2 separate regions of the Homo sapiens genome follow, and region 1 is linked to region 2. A link is a loop called in an ENCODE intact Hi-C map of the cell type or tissue named here. Cell type or tissue: endothelial cell of umbilical vein. All regions are shown on one strand. Links, peaks and the distances in the headings refer to the core of each region. The heading gives the core; the rest is flanking DNA.

What was found. Hi-C counts contacts between places; a loop is a spot of excess contacts. Peaks named below come from ENCODE experiments on the same cell type or tissue, not always from the same donor. Only the 100,000 strongest peaks of a DNase experiment are listed, where the experiment ranks them.
Region 1: it touches region 2 in a loop (5-fold over the local background); 9 of 110 quality-filtered maps call a loop at or near these places.

The regions. Positions count from the first base shown.
Region 1 is chr9:70,528,514-70,538,783 of GRCh38, reverse strand. It overlaps TRPM3 (transient receptor potential cation channel subfamily M member 3), which reads left to right. Exons shown (of 26, transcript NM_001366145.2): 26 at 1,379-9,724. The coding sequence ends at 2,831. The region is part of intron 3 of KLF9-DT (KLF9 divergent transcript); the gene reads right to left. Among named protein-coding and RNA genes, the nearest start is that of KLF9, 120 kb to the right of the region's middle. In endothelial cell of umbilical vein, for the core only: no CTCF peak of the experiment used is centred there; DNase peaks (open chromatin) are centred at 4,513 and 5,813; H3K27ac peaks cover 2,405 bases.
Region 2 is chr9:70,581,689-70,591,958 of GRCh38, reverse strand. It overlaps TRPM3 (transient receptor potential cation channel subfamily M member 3), which reads left to right. Exons shown (of 26, transcript NM_001366145.2): 22 at 754-928. Among named protein-coding and RNA genes, the nearest start is that of KLF9, 170 kb to the right of the region's middle. In endothelial cell of umbilical vein, for the core only: no CTCF peak of the experiment used is centred there; DNase peaks (open chromatin) are centred at 1,438, 2,178, 4,628 and 5,218; H3K27ac peaks cover 2,896 bases.

The DNA.
Region 1 (10,270 bases), core at 1,124-9,123, 53 kb after region 2:
GGTATTAGGTTGGCCACATAGAAATGAAAACAGGAATATGAGACAAACCATGCCCCTAAGAATTTCCAGGGTTCACACCTGTGATCCCAGCACTTTGGGAGGCTGAGGCACGAGAAGCACTTGAGCCCAGGAGTTCAAGACAAGCCTGGGCAACACAGCAAGCCCCTGTCTCTACAAAAAATTTAAAAAACAGCTAGCATGGTAGCATCCACCTATAGTCCCAGCTACTAGAGAGGCTGAGCCAGGAGGATCGCTTGAGTCTGGGAGGTTGAGGCTGCAGTGAGCCATGATCACACCATTGCACTTCAGCCTAAGTAACAGAGTGAGACCTTGTCTCAAACAAACTAACAAAAGGCAGGGCATGGTGGCTTACGCCTGTAATCCCAGCACTTTGGGAGGCCAAGGCAGGAGGATCACTTGAGCCCAGGAGTTTGAGACCAGCCTGGGCAACAAAGTGAGACCCCCCCCATCTCTAAAAAAGTTAATTTAATTTAATTTTAAAAAGAAAAGAATTTCCAATGGGAGGATAGAGAGTTCTAGCAATAACTGTAATATAAGGCATCTGTGATCAGCTAACCAGAGAGGGAGAGACAGAGAGAGGAGTAGAAGAATTGACTTATTGACAGATACTCCAATGTTTACAACAAATTGCTTTATGCAATCTTGGTTAAATTCTTAATTTTTGCTTTTCCTTTATGAATGAAGGGATTGGATTAGATTAGATCAATCCTGGATGCCTCAGTAACTGGGCCATATTAATTCCTTTGGAGACACAACATTCTAAAAAGATTATCATGAATAACAAAAATTATTGTATAAATGCAAAATAAAAATAACCCCCATCCATGGAATACTCATTTTACATGTGTATTGCAATAAAAATAGCTAGATTCTAAAATTTCATTGCAAAATTCTGGGTAAAATCCTCAAAATGCAACATTCTCATTTTGTGGGGGACCCTGAGAAGCCAACAACTGGATGCTTAGTCAGGTCATTGCACCCTGCCCCAAGCCACAGCTAGGCCATGGTGGACTTGGCCCCACTCTACTTCAATAAGAACTGTTCCATTTTAGTGCCTTTTTATCAGGACTGTGCATTCCATTTCATTGAGGGAAAAGGGGATTGATAGCTAAAACAATAAAAAATCATTGGATTAGATAATCTCTAAAGCCTCTTCTAGCTCAAAAAGATTTGAATTCTGTGATTCTTTCACAGCATCAATGTCATTCTCTCCTCCCCAACCCCTCTCAACACCTGTAACCTGTCTTCCATTGAAGGTACCAAGGTCAGGCACAGCTGTGATCCCTTTATCCTTGCTCTCTAAAGCCCCAGCAGAGGAACCAGGCCGAGTGACTCTCATTCTCTCTTCCTCGCGCAGGGTGGAGAACATGTCTATGCGGCTGGAGGAAGTCAACGAGAGAGAGCACTCCATGAAGGCTTCACTCCAGACCGTGGACATCCGGCTGGCGCAGCTGGAAGACCTTATCGGGCGCATGGCCACGGCCCTGGAGCGCCTGACAGGTCTGGAGCGGGCCGAGTCCAACAAAATCCGCTCGAGGACCTCGTCAGACTGCACGGACGCCGCCTACATTGTCCGTCAGAGCAGCTTCAACAGCCAGGAAGGGAACACCTTCAAGCTCCAAGAGAGTATAGACCCTGCAGGTGAGGAGACCATGTCCCCAACTTCTCCAACCTTAATGCCCCGTATGCGAAGCCATTCTTTCTATTCGGTCAATATGAAAGACAAAGGTGGTATAGAAAAGTTGGAAAGTATTTTTAAAGAAAGGTCCCTGAGCCTACACCGGGCTACTAGTTCCCACTCTGTAGCAAAAGAACCCAAAGCTCCTGCAGCCCCTGCCAACACCTTGGCCATTGTTCCTGATTCCAGAAGACCATCATCGTGTATAGACATCTATGTCTCTGCTATGGATGAGCTCCACTGTGATATAGACCCTCTGGACAATTCCGTGAACATCCTTGGGCTGGGCGAGCCAAGCTTTTCAACTCCAGTACCTTCCACAGCCCCTTCAAGTAGTGCCTATGCAACACTTGCACCCACAGACAGACCTCCAAGCCGGAGCATTGATTTTGAGGACATCACCTCCATGGACACTAGATCTTTTTCTTCAGACTACACCCACCTCCCAGAATGCCAAAACCCCTGGGACTCAGAGCCTCCGATGTACCACACCATTGAGCGTTCCAAAAGTAGCCGCTACCTAGCCACCACACCCTTTCTTCTAGAAGAGGCTCCCATTGTGAAATCTCATAGCTTTATGTTTTCCCCCTCAAGGAGCTATTATGCCAACTTTGGGGTGCCTGTAAAAACAGCAGAATACACAAGTATTACAGACTGTATTGACACAAGGTGTGTCAATGCCCCTCAAGCAATTGCGGACAGAGCTGCCTTCCCTGGAGGTCTTGGAGACAAAGTGGAGGACTTAACTTGCTGCCATCCAGAGCGAGAAGCAGAACTGAGTCACCCCAGCTCTGACAGTGAGGAGAATGAGGCCAAAGGCCGCAGAGCCACCATTGCAATATCCTCCCAGGAGGGTGATAACTCAGAGAGAACCCTGTCCAACAACATCACTGTTCCCAAGATAGAGCGCGCCAACAGCTACTCGGCAGAGGAGCCAAGTGCGCCATATGCACACACCAGGAAGAGCTTCTCCATCAGTGACAAACTCGACAGGCAGCGGAACACAGCAAGCCTGCGAAATCCCTTCCAGAGAAGCAAGTCCTCCAAGCCGGAGGGCCGAGGGGACAGCCTGTCCATGAGGAGACTGTCCAGAACATCGGCTTTCCAAAGCTTTGAAAGCAAGCACAACTAAACCTTCTTAATATCCGCCACAGAAGGCTCAAGAATCCAGCCCTAAAATTCTCTCCAACTCCAGTTTTTCCCCTTTCCTTGAATCATACCTGCTTTATTCTTAGCTGAGCAAAACAAGCAATGCTTTGGGAGGTGTTAACTCAAAGGTGACTTCTGGGCCACAGATCAAGAAAGCATTTGATCTGACCCAGTGCCAGACACAGGGGATTTAAGGCATGTTCACACTTGCTGGGCAGGGAGGGGGAAGAGAGGGAGAAGGAAGGGTTAGAGATGAATGTGTATCCGCAGTCACAGCAGAAAGCCATGAGAGCAGGGGAAACAAGGGGCTTCGAGCACGCTCCATGCCAGGAGGCATCTGTTGATTTCTGACCATTATCAAGAGTTGTAGGATGCAGGGCTAAATTGCAAAATAAAATAAAATAGCCAGCGTACACAATGAGATATTCTAAACTTCCATTCTGTTTTCTTTTCACATTGGCTCCATCACTGGTGACTGATGAAGAGCATCCTCTTTATTCAGTATAAGCCGGCAGCAAGCAGTTCTACCTAACGTCCCACATCCTTCTCATGCCAACACTTCTGTAATTGATCATTATAAAGAAAAAACAAGGTAACAGTCATAGTTCACCTGTCTCTTATCTATTCACTTCTGGTGCCACAACTGTTTATCCTTTTTTGAAGAAAATAAGGGAACAGAAATGCCTTTTTGTATTGCAATCGAAATGAAAGAAGAGTTGATGTTAAAAAAACAAAAGTCAAGTGATTTATTATATACAGTGGGCGTTCAAGTCTAGTCGAGCAAGCTCAGGAGAATGTAATTAAATAATTTTATATTTTTTAATTTATTTTGTATCTCACCTGTCATGGATGAATTCATTCACTGAATATGTAATATTGAACTTAAAAAAAAAAAAAAAAAAACAGTGGACAGAACTAGCCTGAAATTGCCATGTGGGATGTTCTGTTCTCACCGTTCATGTCGTGTGTTGTGCTGCTGTGTGACCGTCATCATTTGCATGGCTCCACCACGTCCTCCTGAACACCTCCAAGACGTAACTGCCAATTTTTCACACCACTCATCACATGACCATTTTGTATATGAATATATGGTTATATGTGGATATTTTCATACCTAGAGTTTTGCCATCTAATCTGAGCTCAGCATAAATTTAATTGGAGTTTTTCAAGGGCTGGTATCTTTTCTATGGAAATGTTCCAAAGTACTTTTTAAGGAAGTTTCAAAACTATAAATAACCTTAGATTTGACTGGGAGTTTGGTATCAACCCAAAGCCATCAGTTGCAAGCATACCATGAATATTTTTCTTATAGACAGAGCTATAAAAAAAGATACAGTAGACCAAAATAGAAAGCAAATAAACCATATAAAGAGTTCTATAGTATATGCCACTTATACACATGTATATGCATTTATGCAGAGACACATATTTATATATAAAATAAATGGACATAAAGAGCTTTCTTAAGAGGCTTGGACTTTTCTATCACCTTGAAGTATAATCAAGATTTTTTTTAATATACAAGAAGTTCCATTGAAAGAGTTCATTATACTATTAGACCAAATGTTGAAATTATGAATTTTTTAAATTCCTATGACTTTTCCTCATATCAAACTAGAGTTGTCAAAATGACTCACTGCTCGCCTTCTGCCCTTTTTTGTCTGAAATCACTCACTATCAGGACATCTCATTTAGTCTCGCTTTTCCTAAACAAAGTTTTTACACCACGTACAATCTGAATAGACACGCAACTTTAAACCAGCTAGTGTTACAGACTCTAAAGTAGAGGCATAATCTTCTAGATCAGAATCTGGATTGGAAGTGGGATAAAGAAATCTTGACCCCAAATCTTTGGATTCCTATTTGGCTCATTAACGTTTAAAAAAGAATAAAGCCTTTAAGGAAAACAATCTATTGTTCCTGGCCTGAGATACTACCTGGTTCTTTTGTTTAATTATAATTGAAAACACCAAGTTTTACTTTATTTTGTGAAATCAAGTAAATACATGGCCTTTAAATATAAGATAAAAAACAAAATAAAAACTCTTCTGAATAAGCATTTCAGGTATAAAAATTGTGATGAGGTCACATATGTAAAGAATTAAACAATTCCTTTTTCACTCCTTGGCATTTAGGTGAATTGCTAACAAACACCCAGACTCCCTTATTTACAGCTGTTCTAGAAACACTTAACATTTTATTGGGCCCCACGCTGGCTATTTCCCTCTCAGCAAACATGCACTGGGTCTGAGAATAAATCAGTCGTTCTTAAACTTCCTTGAGTCATGAATCCCTACGAGGCTCTACGATAACTCTAGGCTCTCTCTCCAGAAAGAAAAAAAAAATGTACATAATGCAAAGTTGCAATATAACTTGAAAGGGTTCATGAGCCCCTGGTTCTATATTGATTATGAGGGAAAGGAACCATGTTTGCTCGTAGTTAATGCAGTTGTAATAGGCACTTTACATTTGAGACCATCTCTCTGTGATTCTCAGGAAGGCCAAATCTCAGCACCAGAGTTTGAACAAAGATTTTGTTATTTTTGTTCTTTAAATTAGATGTTGCCAATTTAATGCACTTACATCCTAACATGTTGATGATTTTAAGTATCAAGCACAATCACAATGCTGAAGTCTCCCTGAAGGGTCTATAGAGGAATCCAAGAAGGAGGTGAAAACATTATTCATTGACATCAAACACCTCCAAGGCCTCATTCTGGGCCAGATTGGAAGTGAGGGAAAGAAATTTTCAGCTCAAGTGTTTCCATTCATCGTGATTTCAGAGAGAAAAGGATAGGAACTGGGAAACGAAATACTCAACAGTCCTGATCTTGCAATTACCTGATTCTTTTGTTGTGCATGAAAATTAAGTTCTAACGTCTGTGAAACGTGTGAAATATATAAGCCAAACTTAAATGACTGTAGACACAAACTGTGTAACTTCCATGAGCCATTTCCTTCCTGTGCACATGTATGTGTGTTATTTTTCAGTCCATTTCCTTCCATTTCTGGGTTCTCTGTGCAGCAATGTGGCATTGATTCTGTGGCCTTGTGCAGTCAGCTTATGCTCAGCCCATTGATTCCACCACATCCCTGATCGAGGGGACGTTAATTACCTGTCTTTGTGAATTAAGCAGTTTATGAGCAGCAAGTTACTGAGGACCGTAAATAAAGTCATAGAGAGCTCAAGGAAGTAATAGCTTCGGTTTAATCATCTGCTTCAAAGGTGCCAATTTTTACATACTACTATATGTAATGATTTGTTCTAAATTGCTTGTTCCTTTTGAAAAAAATTTAAGGATGTTTTATGAAAATGACCATGGAGGTCTCCTGCTTAACCAATATACTTTATATTTATAGTTAGAGGGCCCCTCCTTGATAGATTTGAATGAGGAGCTGGAAAGCTTGGGTACAATTTTCATGACTAGTTTGTATTATCTCTGCAAGCCAAAAGGTGTATTAGCAGTCAGAATACAGCACTTTACAGAACTGGATTTTTTAAATGTATAAGTTTCCAGGTCTAGGATATTATTTAGCACTTTGAAAGTTCCCCTTTTAAAATATATATATAAGAATAATCAAACGAGAAAAATGTACTCATAAAAACACAAAATGTGTTTCTTCTGAATGTTTCAAATGTATTCTAAAATATGGTTTCTATAGATAATATTATGGTAGATAACTGGATAGTACTTTTTTACTTTCTGAGTCTGTACAGTCTAATCTTCCTGAATGTTTGGGCTGTTTAATTTCTTTAAAGATGATAAATATTACCCGGTCATCCATCATGCTCTATCTATAGGCTATACCATTCATATGTTGGGCAATGCTGTATTATAAAACACATGTAAACATGTATGTAACCCATGTTTAACCCAGCGTAGTTGTAGCATGTGGTTGTATTAATGAACGTTACAGGAGAGCTTTATAATCATTTATAAATCTGTAACATTCAATAAAGAAACACATGTTGCAATGATTAATTATGTTCCCAATTCCATGTTATTTAGCATCTTTGTGAACCGGGCATTTTTGTTCCTGATCTGCTTGATGCTTTTCATGTTCCTTTGGACCACTGTAAAATATGTGTGTAAGCTGATGTATATCCTCTAATGAGTCCTGCGAGCTGTGGTAGGCAAGTTGTGATTTTGTGAAAGATGAACTGGCATGTTATGCAAAAGACTATATGACAAATGAACTTAAAATGATATTTTAAACTCCAGTTGAATTAGCTGTTTACATCTGCCAACCCCATGCAGAAGCAGTGTACAGTATTTTATAAATATGTTCATTTAGTAACACTATGTTGTTTCTAGATAAAGTGATACTAGTGTGTAGGTGGTTATATATTTGGCCTAGATATTGCATTATAACTCACTATCCTTGAACAATAACAATGTGACTGAAATGAAGTAATCTCTCTCCAAACCTGGTCTTAATTTTGTGTCAACAAAATGCATGCACTGCTTTATGCATTTCTTTTGACTTTTCTAAGGCACTTAACATTTTACTATTGCCTGCTGTGACGCTTAAGCCAGTTAAGAATTCACTCAAACAGTTGGGCTTCTTACTATGGGGATTATGTTCAGTTTTGAAAAATTAAAAACAAAAAAAAAGTAACCAAGGGATTTTTAAATCTTTTTTTTAAGCACTGAACAAATAATATGAAATAAAGTATTAACTGCAGGTTGTATAGCCATGGGACCCAGAGGTGGCAAGCCAACACCTCTTGGGTCTGCCAAGGTCTAGGTGTTGTGCATCTGTGATATATGCAAGACACATTTCTGATTCTTCAGAGCTACTGGGTGCAAATTGCTAAGCCGGAGATGAGAGCGAAAAGTCCATTTGTGATAGTGCAGAAGTGCGCAGATCGCTGTGAATGTGTGATCCAATGATATGACAAGAGACCTCCCTCCTTGTCTTGTGGCTTCTTCACCTTGGGGGTGGGAGGCGTGTGTTTGGGTGTCTGATGAAGCACTGGGTGGTTCTAAAGAGTTTACTCTTTTAGAAAATCATCATTACTAGAAGCCATTCAACATCTGTTAAAGAGAGGAGCCAATTTGCACAGTTTTGAAAATGACTGCTCCTAAAATGAGTAGACAAAACTTTCCTCTCAGCCTGCATTGACCTAAGCTTTCTCTTCTTTTTACAAGTTGGATATTCTGTCTCTCAGATTGGAGTCAACCAAAAGAAAGGCTGGTTCCAATTAAGGAAAAGCAATTTTTTTCTTTTAATTCCTCTCAGAAGGTAGTTGTGTTACCTTTTCTCTGATGATTTCCTTGCACTCATCACTGCTAATGAAAGCAACGTGACTGTTTCTACAGGTCATCTAAGAGAGGATTTTGGTGACCAGGTAATCCAGATGGCAATAAGAATGAGGTGAATTTTCCCTTCCTTACCTTACCTAGTCTACCAGCCTCCTTAAACCTGCAGGCCCTTGTGCGTTTGCACAATGTTTGTGTGCTGGAAACTGAAAAGACATGTGTATGGCTAGAAGTCCATAGGCTTTGTAAAGAGTGTCAGTGCCAATCAGGACCCATGCCTTCCTCTGGAGGAGACAGGTGGCTGAGGCCTATGGGGCAAAGGGGGAAATTCAGCCTTGTGCCTGGATGTGCGGCTTTCTTTCTCCCCTCTTCTTGCTTCTCTTCTCTTAGTCTAAGACTAGCTGCTTTTTCACCAGACCAACAGACCCTTGCCCACATTACCTTTATACCTTGTTGACCCTCGCACAGTAAGCTGAAACAGCGGCCGCTTGGAAAAAGGCAAACATTTAGACTTTGTCCCAGGCCTGATCTTCCCACCAACTTAGCCTCCTCCTGCCTCTACCCCGGCTGGTGTTCACATTGACCTCGTCCAATTTTTGCCTCTCTAAATCTCAAGAGTCCTACACATCTTCACCGCAGCTTCCCACACATCATTAAAACCAGCCATCTGCACATAGACTGAGAGGCTGCAAATTCAAACACATGGAGGGGCCGGATCCAGAAAACACAAATGTGTGAACTGGACTGGTGAAAGTCAACAGAAGTAGGGTTTGTAAGTAAGGCATGACAGAATACACATCCCACCACAAACACCTTCAAATTCAGCTTTCCAAACACTGTCCTAGCCAAACAAACATGTCTGCCAGCAGCATTCAGTCCCAAAGGCAATAGTTTGGGACCTCTGATTTAGAGCCAACAGGATCAGATTCTTGATAGTGACTTGGTGAGTGTACACACAAAATACACTGAGAACCGAGAGGGGGGAAAAGAAACTCGCCTTATTCAGAGTTACTCTTGTTCTGAATGATATATGCATGTATATTTGTTAGCCACATAATTCTAAACTTGAACACAGAGTCTTTGTGAGAGAGATTCAGAAGAAGAGTACCATAGCATGGTATGAAGACTTACCTGCTTCCTGTCACTACTGCGTCTGACCTGAGTTTATATTGCTGCTACCGCTGTGTAAAAACAGTACGTGCAGTATACTGTACTCATAGCCATTTCATAATATAGGACCTAGACTCTCATTTGTAAACGTTCTAACCCTAGTTTATAATGGGGGAAATTATTCAGATATCATTTTTAAATGAATTCCTACAAATACAATGGTTTTAAAATTGGGTTTGCTGAATATATATACATCTTTTCCTTCTTTGTGTATGGATGGACCACGGTATGCATATCTATCGACACTATAAATATATATAAATCCTTAGAAGAATTGTTCTTTTTTAAAGGTCTATTATTGGATTCACAATGCACTTTGAGTTTGATTGTTTAGATATACAATTCAGAGCAGAAGTTGGCAGATACCACGGGAAAAACTTTCTGAAATTTCTGTAACAAATGTTTTGCAATAAAAAAAAAAACTCAGTAGTTTAAAACATGACTTGGACTTCTTTGTGCACTTATTTGCTGCCATCTAATCTTCACCATCCTCATCCTAAGAACTTTTGGAGTAGAGATAATTGCCTAGGGCTCCACAAATTACTTGTTCCGGTGAGCAGAAGTTGCAAACTGGTAGCCTGTGGGTCATATCTAACCAGTAGGAAAAGGGTATTATTGGCCAGCAATTTTTTTTTTTAATTTGGAACATTTAAAAATTGAGCCTGGGCACAGTGGCTTACTCCTGTAATCCCTGCACTTTGGGAGTCCAGGGTGGGAAAATCCCTTGAGATAAGGAGTTCGAGACCAGCCTGGCCAACACGGTGAAACCCCATCTCTATTAAAAATACAAAAATTAGCCGGGTATGGTGGCACATGCCTGTAGTCCCAGCTACTCTGGAGGCTGAGATGGGAGGATTGCTTGGACCCAGGAGGTCGAGGCTGCAATGAGCCAAGATGGCACCACTGCACTCCAGCCTGCCTAGGCAACAGGTCGAGACTCTGACTCAAAAGTAAATAAATAAATAAATAAATAATTGACAGATTTCAC
Region 2 (10,270 bases), core at 929-8,928:
CATTTCTACAGCAGGTACAGGTCTGAGTCATTAGGGTGCATGATTCTAATGCCCAAGAAAACACCCTCCATAGCCAATGGGATACCCTGCAGGAGAAGTATACAAACAGCCATTTTCTCTGAGAGACTGGTTGGTGGTAGAATACTATGCAGTGGGGTGGGGCCACAAGAATAAGAATATAATGGATATTTGGTTTATCCTAGCTTCGTTTATAGGCAGTTTTTGTTGTTGTTGTTTTGTTTTGTTTTTGAGCTTTCCAATTTTTCATTAGCCTTTCAGAACTTAGAAAGGAGGTTTACAGCATTGCAGTCGCTCTTGGAATAGTTCAACTCTCCCAATTCCAGTTTCTCTAAGAAGAAAGAGACCCAAAGAGGACACTTGCCTCCCCCAGGAGCAGAGAAAAAGTTAGCACCTGATTCACACAGAGGCCTAAGCTTCCATTTATATGACTCCTATGCCTAGCCTATGTGGGACCTATGCTCGGTCCCACAGACAGCAATGAAAAACGAAGAGGCTTCATCTGTGTGTGCACTTTTTGAAATGTTTTTTGAGTCACTGATAGAATTCTGTGGACACTGGCTTCAACAGACCAAGCATCTTCTTATCTGGACACAACTCCCTGTCTAAACATCCCTTCCCAGCAGTCTAGAAAGTGGACCTCCTCCAAAGGTTCCCATCATTGTCAGCAATTATAAGAACACTCAATCATATGGGTTTTCTCTTGTTTCTCCCTCTGCTTCCCCACCCTTCCAGATGATAGACATGATGTACTTTGTCATCATTATGCTGGTGGTTCTGATGAGCTTTGGGGTCGCCAGGCAAGCCATCCTTTTTCCCAATGAGGAGCCATCATGGAAACTGGCCAAGAACATCTTCTACATGCCCTATTGGATGATTTATGGGGAAGTGTTTGCGGACCAGATAGACCGTAAGCAAGTTTATGATTCTCATACACCAAAGTCAGGTATTTAAATTCAATTCGGTTATGTCTTTTCCAAGTTCATTTGTTTGTTCTCAATAAATGGCTCAAGATAGAGGACTGATTCCTAGCTTGCTATCTTGGAGGAAACAAAAATTACAGAAGGTGAATACACAATTTTAGCAAAGTAGTTCTTGGGTATTTCTTTAGGTATGTCATGTTCTGTGACACGAATCGACATCTGGTATACCAAATTTGATCAAACAATGAACCACTTAGAAAGATCTAAATTACTTTATGATTCAAACTCCCAGGGCCATGTGTTGAATATTTCAGTATCAGGAATATTTTATGTCACTACCTCCCTACCTCTACCCCAGCCTTTAGAAAATAAATTTCTTGAGTTGGACTTCAGAACAAATAAACAATGCTCGATTTCACCATCAGAATTCAAGAGTAAGGGCAAACATCTGCATGGTATTTTTCTTGCACTGGAAACTATTCTCCAACTCCCTTTCCCACTGTCTTAAATTATGTGCTATTGAGACTCATAGGAAGCTGGTATTCATTGCCTGGAAGTATGGAAAATGCCTTAGGTCATAAACTGAGTTGCTTGCTATAAATGCCAAAAAGAAAATAGTATCTATATTATGAAACGATTCAGTGTGGGGAGTGAATGCCAGCAAGCCCCCAAGGTTTCATGCCCTAATAGATGCCGATTCTCTGTAATAAACACTCCTTTTGTATGGAGTTTGAAGATAGTTGTATCCTAGGAGTCTGTTCCAGGATTTTACTGGGACCAAATGTCAGGACACACCAGGCATTGGGAAATTTTTTGGGAAGAAAGCATCATTAAAGAAACATCTTTCAGTGTGGAGGAGTTGAATCCCAGGAGCAATGATTTCTCATTTCCCCTGAGGAGTTTAGTTCTGGAAATAACATCCCTCCAACATTGTTGAATTAACATTTTTCAGACATTTTTTTGCTGACAGGCCAGCCGTCTGAGCCCTGGACTGTGGACATGGATTAGGGTTGCATAACCAGGTAGTATAGCTTATTAAGAGCAGGAGCAGAGACTAGTTAGCATCCCCACTCCCACTGCCCATCCCCGGTAGGACTGAGACCAGGAAAATAGGGACAAGGCAGCAAAGAGTGTGAGTCCTCCAGGCCTGTGAAGAGGATGTGTACGTTGGCAACAGAACACACCGGTACGTCATTTATTCTTCCACGATGGATTTTGAACAAACACACTTTCCTTCTCAAAATGCGTTATCTAAGGCAATCAAGACTTTTTGGAACACCTAATTGGAACAAATACTTGTTTCATGAGACTTAGCCAACTCACTGAGGAAGAATTTTAACTCCATCTCCTGGTTGTAATATCTTTGGCTGACAATGTGCAGCCTTCACCAAGACAGCTTGCCAGGGACTGGGGAAAATCCTTTTGAGAGCCTGCTTTCAAACAGTCCCTAAAGGCAAAACAACACTTTTTAAAAACCCACCTATGACCATTTTCCTCAGAGATTAAATGTGCTATTTCCCCCCAAGAAATTGTTTTTCCACTTAGTTACATTATTTTGCCTTTTTTAGTTTTCCTTTCTGCTCCAAAATGAGATTAAGCCCCCAGGGAAGTTTTGACAATGCCACATTTTGGGATGGGAGAAGGAGGGAGGTGTAGGTGTGTTTTATAAATGGGATTCTGTCTGTCCCTCTACAAGTGGCCATTTATTGATGTTGTACTATGAACCCAGCCTAGTGCAACAAACACCACCATCTGGCTGAATAAGAGGATTTATTATTGTTATTTTAAAAGAAGGGCTGATTGTAGTTTAGAACTTGAAAACCCCCTGGAGACAGAGAAGATGTGTTCTGTGTGAGTGAAACATGAAAATAGATTTCCCACACTGTTAATTAGATCTGTGGAGCTCTACGTGTGTGAGAATAAATTTCGACTCCAAACCTCAATGTATAACTGACCCAGCCTTGGATAGATGCAGCCTTCGTGATGCCCTTCCCCAACCACTTACCTTCCTTTTCGATGTTCTGAAAGAGCTACAATGGTAGCCACTGTTCTAAGCTAAATCAGCCAGTTTTCTGTCTAGTGCTAGTGAGTATTTGTCCTTTCTCAAATGGATATAGAAGGCTGCCCCCAAAATCTGTCATGACATTTGGCCAAGGTCATTGAACATTCCTGTCCTCCAAATGATTTAATATTCATGTTATGGCCCTGGATGGGCCCAGTGGGGATTGGGTGACTGCCCTAGCTGGTCATTCAGAACTGCTCTGGAGTCCCAAGTACCAAGCTATTTGAGAAAGGTACAAATCTTTTATGCTGCCCTACGACGTCTTGCCTCTTTTCTGTGTCGTGCCCAGGTTGGTTTGTGAAGCATGTTTTCAGGCTGATCGGATCTCATATCCGCCTGGACCCACAGCCCTTCCCAGGGTCTCCAGTCCCATCCTGTGGGTGTACCCCGTGCGGGCCTTCTGAAATGCTGCTCATTCAAACACACCTTCGCAGAGTGACTCATTTCTAACGGAATGCGTGTGCTCCATAGCTAACTCTTTTTTTTTTTTTACTTCAGAATTGCTAAGCCCATTTCATGTTTGGGAAAATACTCTTTCTTAATTGGGTTGGACGTATATGGATGTACAATAGGGCCCTTGGGGTGGGTTTTTAACATCAATCATACACCTCAGAAGAGAGGGCGGCTTTGATGCCCTCACTTCTGGGAGGCAATGTTACCTTGCTACAGATCTTTGATATGCCTTCCACCTTTTCTTCTGTTATTTGTTCTAAACACAGAGATCAAAGATCGATAAGATCAATAAAGCCTAAGATACTGGAATGAAACTTCTAAGGTTACTTTCCAAATGTGCTTAAAACTAAACCCAAAGGAAAGAAAATGGAGTCGCTGTAAAGTCACAACATAATTTAGGTGCTTTTCACCTCTAAGCCATGTTGAACTAAACACAAATGATAGTTCAGCCTTAATCTAAGTTCTCTGTGGAGACTGAAATGTTTGTTTTGTTTGGAAGCAGAGGAGAGTGAGAGAATGTGATTGGAAGCAGAAGATAAGGAACCTGGGGAAGGGACAGTGACTGTCCGCTCTACCCGGAAACTTTGCCTACCACCTTGATTTAATTCGTGGGAATGCAACTTGCTGTTGTTGTGTGGTTGGTTCCTTTTTGGTTTGTCTGGTTTCTTTCAAATAGCCCAAAATTGTCTTCACGTGTTTGCTATATAGAATCCTAGCTCTCCAAGAACCAATCTAAGGGCTACCATGAAACAACTTAGGCCCTGGGTTGTTAAATGCATGGCTACCAAATGATGACACCCTTTTGGGTAGTCTCATCAGTGTGACCCATGTGGCATGGCCTCTGAGAGCTGGTCAGGATCCCACTGGAGCTTGAGGAGAAAAGCCACTTAGAAAAGAGGAGCAGCAGAATTCATTTCCACCCCAGCAGCATTTCATGCCAAGGCCGGAGCAAAGCTAAAATTAGATGGACTCTTGCCAGCTTAGAAATCTGGTTCTGCATTCTGGTGTGTGAGGTGCCTAGAAGTGCACCTTTGTTGGCAGGGAAAACGGGGTGTCTCTGGCTTTCTCCAGCCCCTGAATGAATGCGACTTTCATTTATTTACAGGGCATCCATGTGCTGCTGGCTGTATATTCAGATTCCCCAGGCTGTACCAGGGCAGGAGGAAAATGAATCATGCTCTTGAATGCATTAAGTAAGGGTCTAAATTTAGTCCTCCTTTCTGCTTCTCTGAGTATTTTTACAAGTTTAGATAGTAATGTGAAAGCAGAATGTCCAAAACTTACTTTCTACCATGACAACTTAATATTATCTAGCCCTTTCCATTCACTCCAAATTAGCTATCCAATCTACTTAATGCCTGGGTTACTTTTTTTTCTTACTGCCTAGGGCTTTTCCATCTAAAATTAATAGGTAGTCTGGGGTAGGAAGGTTTTTGTTTTGTTTTTGCTTTATTTATGTATGTATATATTTAGTACAAAGGTTTGCTATAAAAAAAAAAAATCCTTGCTCCTTTGTGTCCATGTTGTCTCTGTGATGTTGACTGAATTTAAAGTGTTGTTTTTGTCATGTGTGTGCATGTAAAGCCAAAACACATTCCTGAATTATTTTTCTGCCTCAAATTAATTGTTCCTCACTTCCCATGTGGAAATCAGAACATCTCAAGGAGCCAGTCTCTAAAATACGCCTGCTTATGGTGAAGTTTAGAGCAGCATGAACGAAGATGACTATTGTTATGCATTGCAATCATGAAACTCCAGTTCTCAAGACTCAGGGCTGTGCATCTGTTTAGTATTCTGAACTGACCTTCTCTAATGGATTCAGAGCACACTAATGCCTAACAGCTATAGCGTGGGGAGTGTTGCTTGACCAAAAAAGTATTTTGGAAAAGGAAAACTTGAGCCAGTGCCAACTTTTGGGAAAGGGTTTTGTTTTGTTGGGTTTTGTTTTCACAAATTGCTAAGGAAGCAAGCCAATATGAGGCACCATCCTCATTTTCTGTCCCTGAAAGCCAGCTCACGTTATAGAGAATACCCACCTGACTTGTTTACTAATACAAACTGAGGCTTAATGGATTTACAAATAACAGAGCTATCTGCAGACAGGACTTTGTGATGATTCCGGACGCTGTTTTGATCAACACTTGTTCTATTGTCATAACATTTAATTAGCATTTTCTCACAGGTTGGACTCCACTTTGAATTCTTTCTTCAGTCAATGAATATTTATTTTGTTTGTACTGTGAGCTGGGAACCAGAGCACAGAGATACATGTGACGGAGGCTTTGTCTTCAAGGAGCTTACAGTCCAGGAAAGGCAAGCTGCCATTGACGATACATGTGTAGAGATGGAGCCAAAGAAGGTAGCCAGTTCTACCTGGGGTGGGAGATGAGACCTTGCAGAGAAAGGGAGGGTTGAGCTGAGCCGCTCGATATGAGCTGATGTTTCAGGAAGATGAGAGCAGGAGGTGTAAGGAGAGAAGAATGGCCTTCCAAACTGCGAATTAGTATGAAAAGTTCCAGGAGCAGTGGATATTTAGTATGGCTGATGGTAGAGTAAGAGGCAAGAGATAGGAAGTAGGACGGAAGGGTCTGAGGAGACAGACGGGGTACAGATCCTGGAGGACTTACACTCCATGCTCAGAATAGTACCATGATCAAGATGTATGTTTTAATCAGAGCTCCCAAGCAAAAATGTGGAAAGTCCATAAGAGGGGTAGAGGTGGGAAGTGAGAGGTGAGAGGAAATTTCTAATGCAGCAGCAGCTGGAATGGAGGAAACAGGCAGGATGAGATTTTAGGAAGGTACAATCAAAAGAACCTGGAAAGAAATCAGATGGTGCAGAGGGTGATAGTGGGAAAAGTGGATGGGGATTTAAAACAGAGGAGCTGGAGATTACGCCAAGGTTTCTGGCTTAGTCTAAAGGGTGATGTCATTCACTGAGATAGAGAATCTGGGACAAGGAACTATGGGGGTATGGGGACTTTTTCTGTCAGGATTGAATTGAGTTTGAGGTTTCTATGGGAATTCCAGGAAAACCATGAAGAAGGCTATTTTGCACATAGAACTCTGGAGCTTAGTAGAAGCTGGACAGGAGATAGAGATTTAGGGATCAACCACCGTGATGGTTAATGCCATGATGGGTGAGCTTACCAGCGGGCACAAGTAGAAAGAGAAGAGAAGGCCAGAGAGGAATACTGAGTGGTCAACGGTGTCAAATGCAAGAGAAAAGTCCAACTGGGTGAATATTTATAGACGTCCATTCAGTTAGTCCTTCAGGAAGTCACTGGTGACTTTTGCCAGGACATTTTTATTTCAGTGCAAGCGCAAAAACCAATTGCAGTGATGTAAGAGTAAATCAGCAACAGGACAAAGCATTTACTAGGCAAGAGGGAGAGAAATGCTGTATATGTATCAGCGGGGCAGGAGGGGCAGAGAAAGCACAATGCAGTAGAGCTCTGAGAAGAGTGATGTCTTATAATCACCACTAGGAAAGTGGCAGATGTCACTGACTTGGTACATATCACAGGATTGCTCTGGGCCACCTATTTGCATAGATAAGTTGTGTGTTTCCCCAGTCATGACTCTGCACCCCAGATATAGTACAGGAAAGACAAATGGCTGGATTAATCCAAGATTGAGGCTTTGCTGTGCCCACATGGCAGAGAGGGAACAGGGACTAGGGTTATTAAAGATGTTTGCAAGGGTTTTTGAAGTTATACATTGTGAGGTGTAAGATGAAGGGAAAAGAAAGGTATAAAGTTGGTGAAAACCCCAGAGGAAAAAGGAATAATCAAAGGACTAGGTTTCTAGCCTGAGAAGCAATTACATTGACTAAAGGTCCTGAAGGCCGTGATTATACGATGTTGTGGTCAGGCAATAGTAAATTGGTGTTCAGAATTAAGAGGTGAAGCAGTTTAGAATAATGATAAGGTCCAGGGGTAGCTATGAGGATGGGTTCTAGAACATGCTGGAGTTGAGGTCAAGTATCTTGAAGCTAGATTCTTCTGTGTTTATCAATACAGATATTGAAGTTGTTCACAATAATGACAGGAGAAGGTGTGAATGGGAAGACTTTGATCAGGATGACCTGAAACTCAAAAAAGAAAGGGTTTTTTGCACAAGAGTGAAAAACAGTGGTTTGGAAAAGGCAAAGAATATCAATAAAAATGCAGACATTGCCTCGGAACCACAATGTAGAAAAATGTGCAACTTCTACTTGAAAAGGTAACAGAGAGGTGGTGTCTTCCTGCAAGATGGATTTTAATTAAGGCAAGAAAATGGGGAAGTGGACTCATAAAAATATGAGAAAGAAGGCCAGGCACAGTGGCTCATGCATTTCGGGAGGCTGAGGCAGGAGGATCATTTCAGATCAGGAGTTCAAAACTCCAGTGACACATTATTGCGCCACTGCACTCTAGCCTGGGCAACAGAGCAAGACCCTGTCTCAAAAAAAAGGTACAAGAAAGCAGAGGAGTTTGTATTCAGTGATAATTGGGTTCTGGAAGACTCAGGGGAAAAGGAGAAAAAGGGAACAGCGATGAGAGTTCAGGGGCAGAAAGCCTAGCATCATATGAAGACAATAGCCCAGGGGAAGGTGGGTGGCTGGAGGAGCTTGCATTGTAGGAATAGGAGATGATAGAAAGAAGTACGGTGAGAGTAACTTAGCCAGAGTTTTAAGACAGCTAAAGACTGGAACTCTAGTAGTATAAGAGATCAGATGAAGCTAATGATACCTAGCCCTAAAAGGATAGAACTGGAGACTTTGTGTAATAGAGAAGAGTAACTAGATCCTGAAGAGGAACCTCCCCAAATGGCTAGAGGATTCTCCATCTCAAAGGAGGCTCTCCTTTTGAAATTGGCAATGGCTTGTGATGCTAGAGAAGCATCATTCATCACCTTCCACAAAGGTGAACTCTTGATATAACCTTGGAATATTCCACTTTTCTTTAACCTTTTCCAGACTTGCTAATACCTTGCCTATAATTAAATTTAGCGCTTGTTCCATCTTGACCATTTTCAGCCTCTGTTGTAATTCTGCCTTTAACAGAGCACTTTTGTTTCACCCTATGTTTGCATGACTTCAAAGACCATGCTTTTTCTACTCTATCATGACTATAAGTCATAGGTAACCTGGCCACTCCCAGTGGAACTCCAGAAACACCATGTAGCCTGAGCCCGCAAAGCATGCGCAAGCTATGAAGTGTAGCGTTCACTCTCATACACTCTCACGTGTATGTGCAGACTCACATTTCTTTTTTCTCTCCTCCAGCCCTGCTTCTGCCAAGACATTTTTATCTATTCCCCAAATCCTCCCTTCTGTTGCCCCTTCTGAAAACACTCTAAGGTCCCTGAGAGCTTGTACATTTGGACCACAAAAGCAGCCAGAGAAACTCAAGGGCTATTTCTGGATTCTGTGCTGCAACCTTCCGTTCCCTGGGGTGGGGGGTACCAAGCCAGTACCTGCTTGAAATATAGGAAGAGAAGTGAGTACTTCTACATACTATTCCACCACACTAATTTAACCATCTTGTAAGTAAAAACAGGATACCCAAAATAAAAATAAACACATAGGTTCCACGCATCCTAGACATAACCCACATGTTTCAAAGAAAGATTATATATGAAGTAATTGTAACCTGGTGTCATCATAAATCATCTCACAGTGTGGCCACAGGGATCTCTTAGACTCCCAGAATGGTGGTAAGTCTGGAAATTCTTCAGAATAGCCCTGTACAGTAGAATCTACTGTGATGGGTGATGGTACTCATCTAGATCTATATTGTCCAATACCATAGCTGCTCGTCACATATGGCTACTGAGTGCTTGAAATGTGGCTAGTATAAATAATAAACTAAATTTTTAATTTTTTTCTTTTTAATTAACTGAGATTTTAATTTAAATAGCTGCATGTTGCTAGTGGCCACTGAATTAGATAGCACTGTTCTAGAATATAAAAATCCTTTAGAATGCCAGCTCTGTGAGAGCAGGGACCCACATCTTTCTTGTTCACTGCAGTATCTCCAATACCTCAAACTATGTCTCACACAATGTAGGTGCTCAGAAAATAGTTGATGCATGAATTAAACTCCTTGAAGCAGAGGATAGAGAGTGATGTTGTTATCTGCTTTAAACAATCAATCAAGCAAACAAAAAGATTTCAGGGACTACATATAAAGAAACTAGAAAAGCTGAAGTGTCAGAAATGTCAGTCAAGATGATGAAAAGAAGCTATGTTTGTTATAAAGGAATTTAAAATGTGGATTAAATTAAATGTAGTGATCATGGATTCATGACACACACACACACACACACACACACACACGCACAGGGTGGAGGCGGGGAGGAGTGAGAAAGGAAAGTGGACTCAAAGGGGATTCTAGAGTTAAGTTCCTGAAAGTAGCTAGCTAACTTTGTTTTCAAGAAGAAAATTCCAGCTGCATTCAAGAAATATCTATTGAAAAAGTCATGATTGTAGTATATGTGCAGAGATTAGGCAGCTATAAGGAAGGGAGGGAGAAAAAGAGGGAGAGAAGGAAGGAAGAAAGGAAGGAGAAGACAAGGAAAAAAGGGAGGGAAGGAGGGAAGGAATGAAGAAGGGAGGGAAGGAGGAAGGGAGGGAGGGAGACTGGCCCACCTGCTGGCCCTTGATTGTTGAGGGCAGCAGAGGAAGGAAGAGAGAGCTGTGTGAGCCCAGCAGCAGGACCAGTTGAGGCCCATGCAGACAGCCCCACCAGCTCTGAGCCTCACCATGCCGGCGGTGGTTGCCATGCATCCTGTAACTATGGCCTTTCCAAAGGCTCAGTGTTCTGACCAAA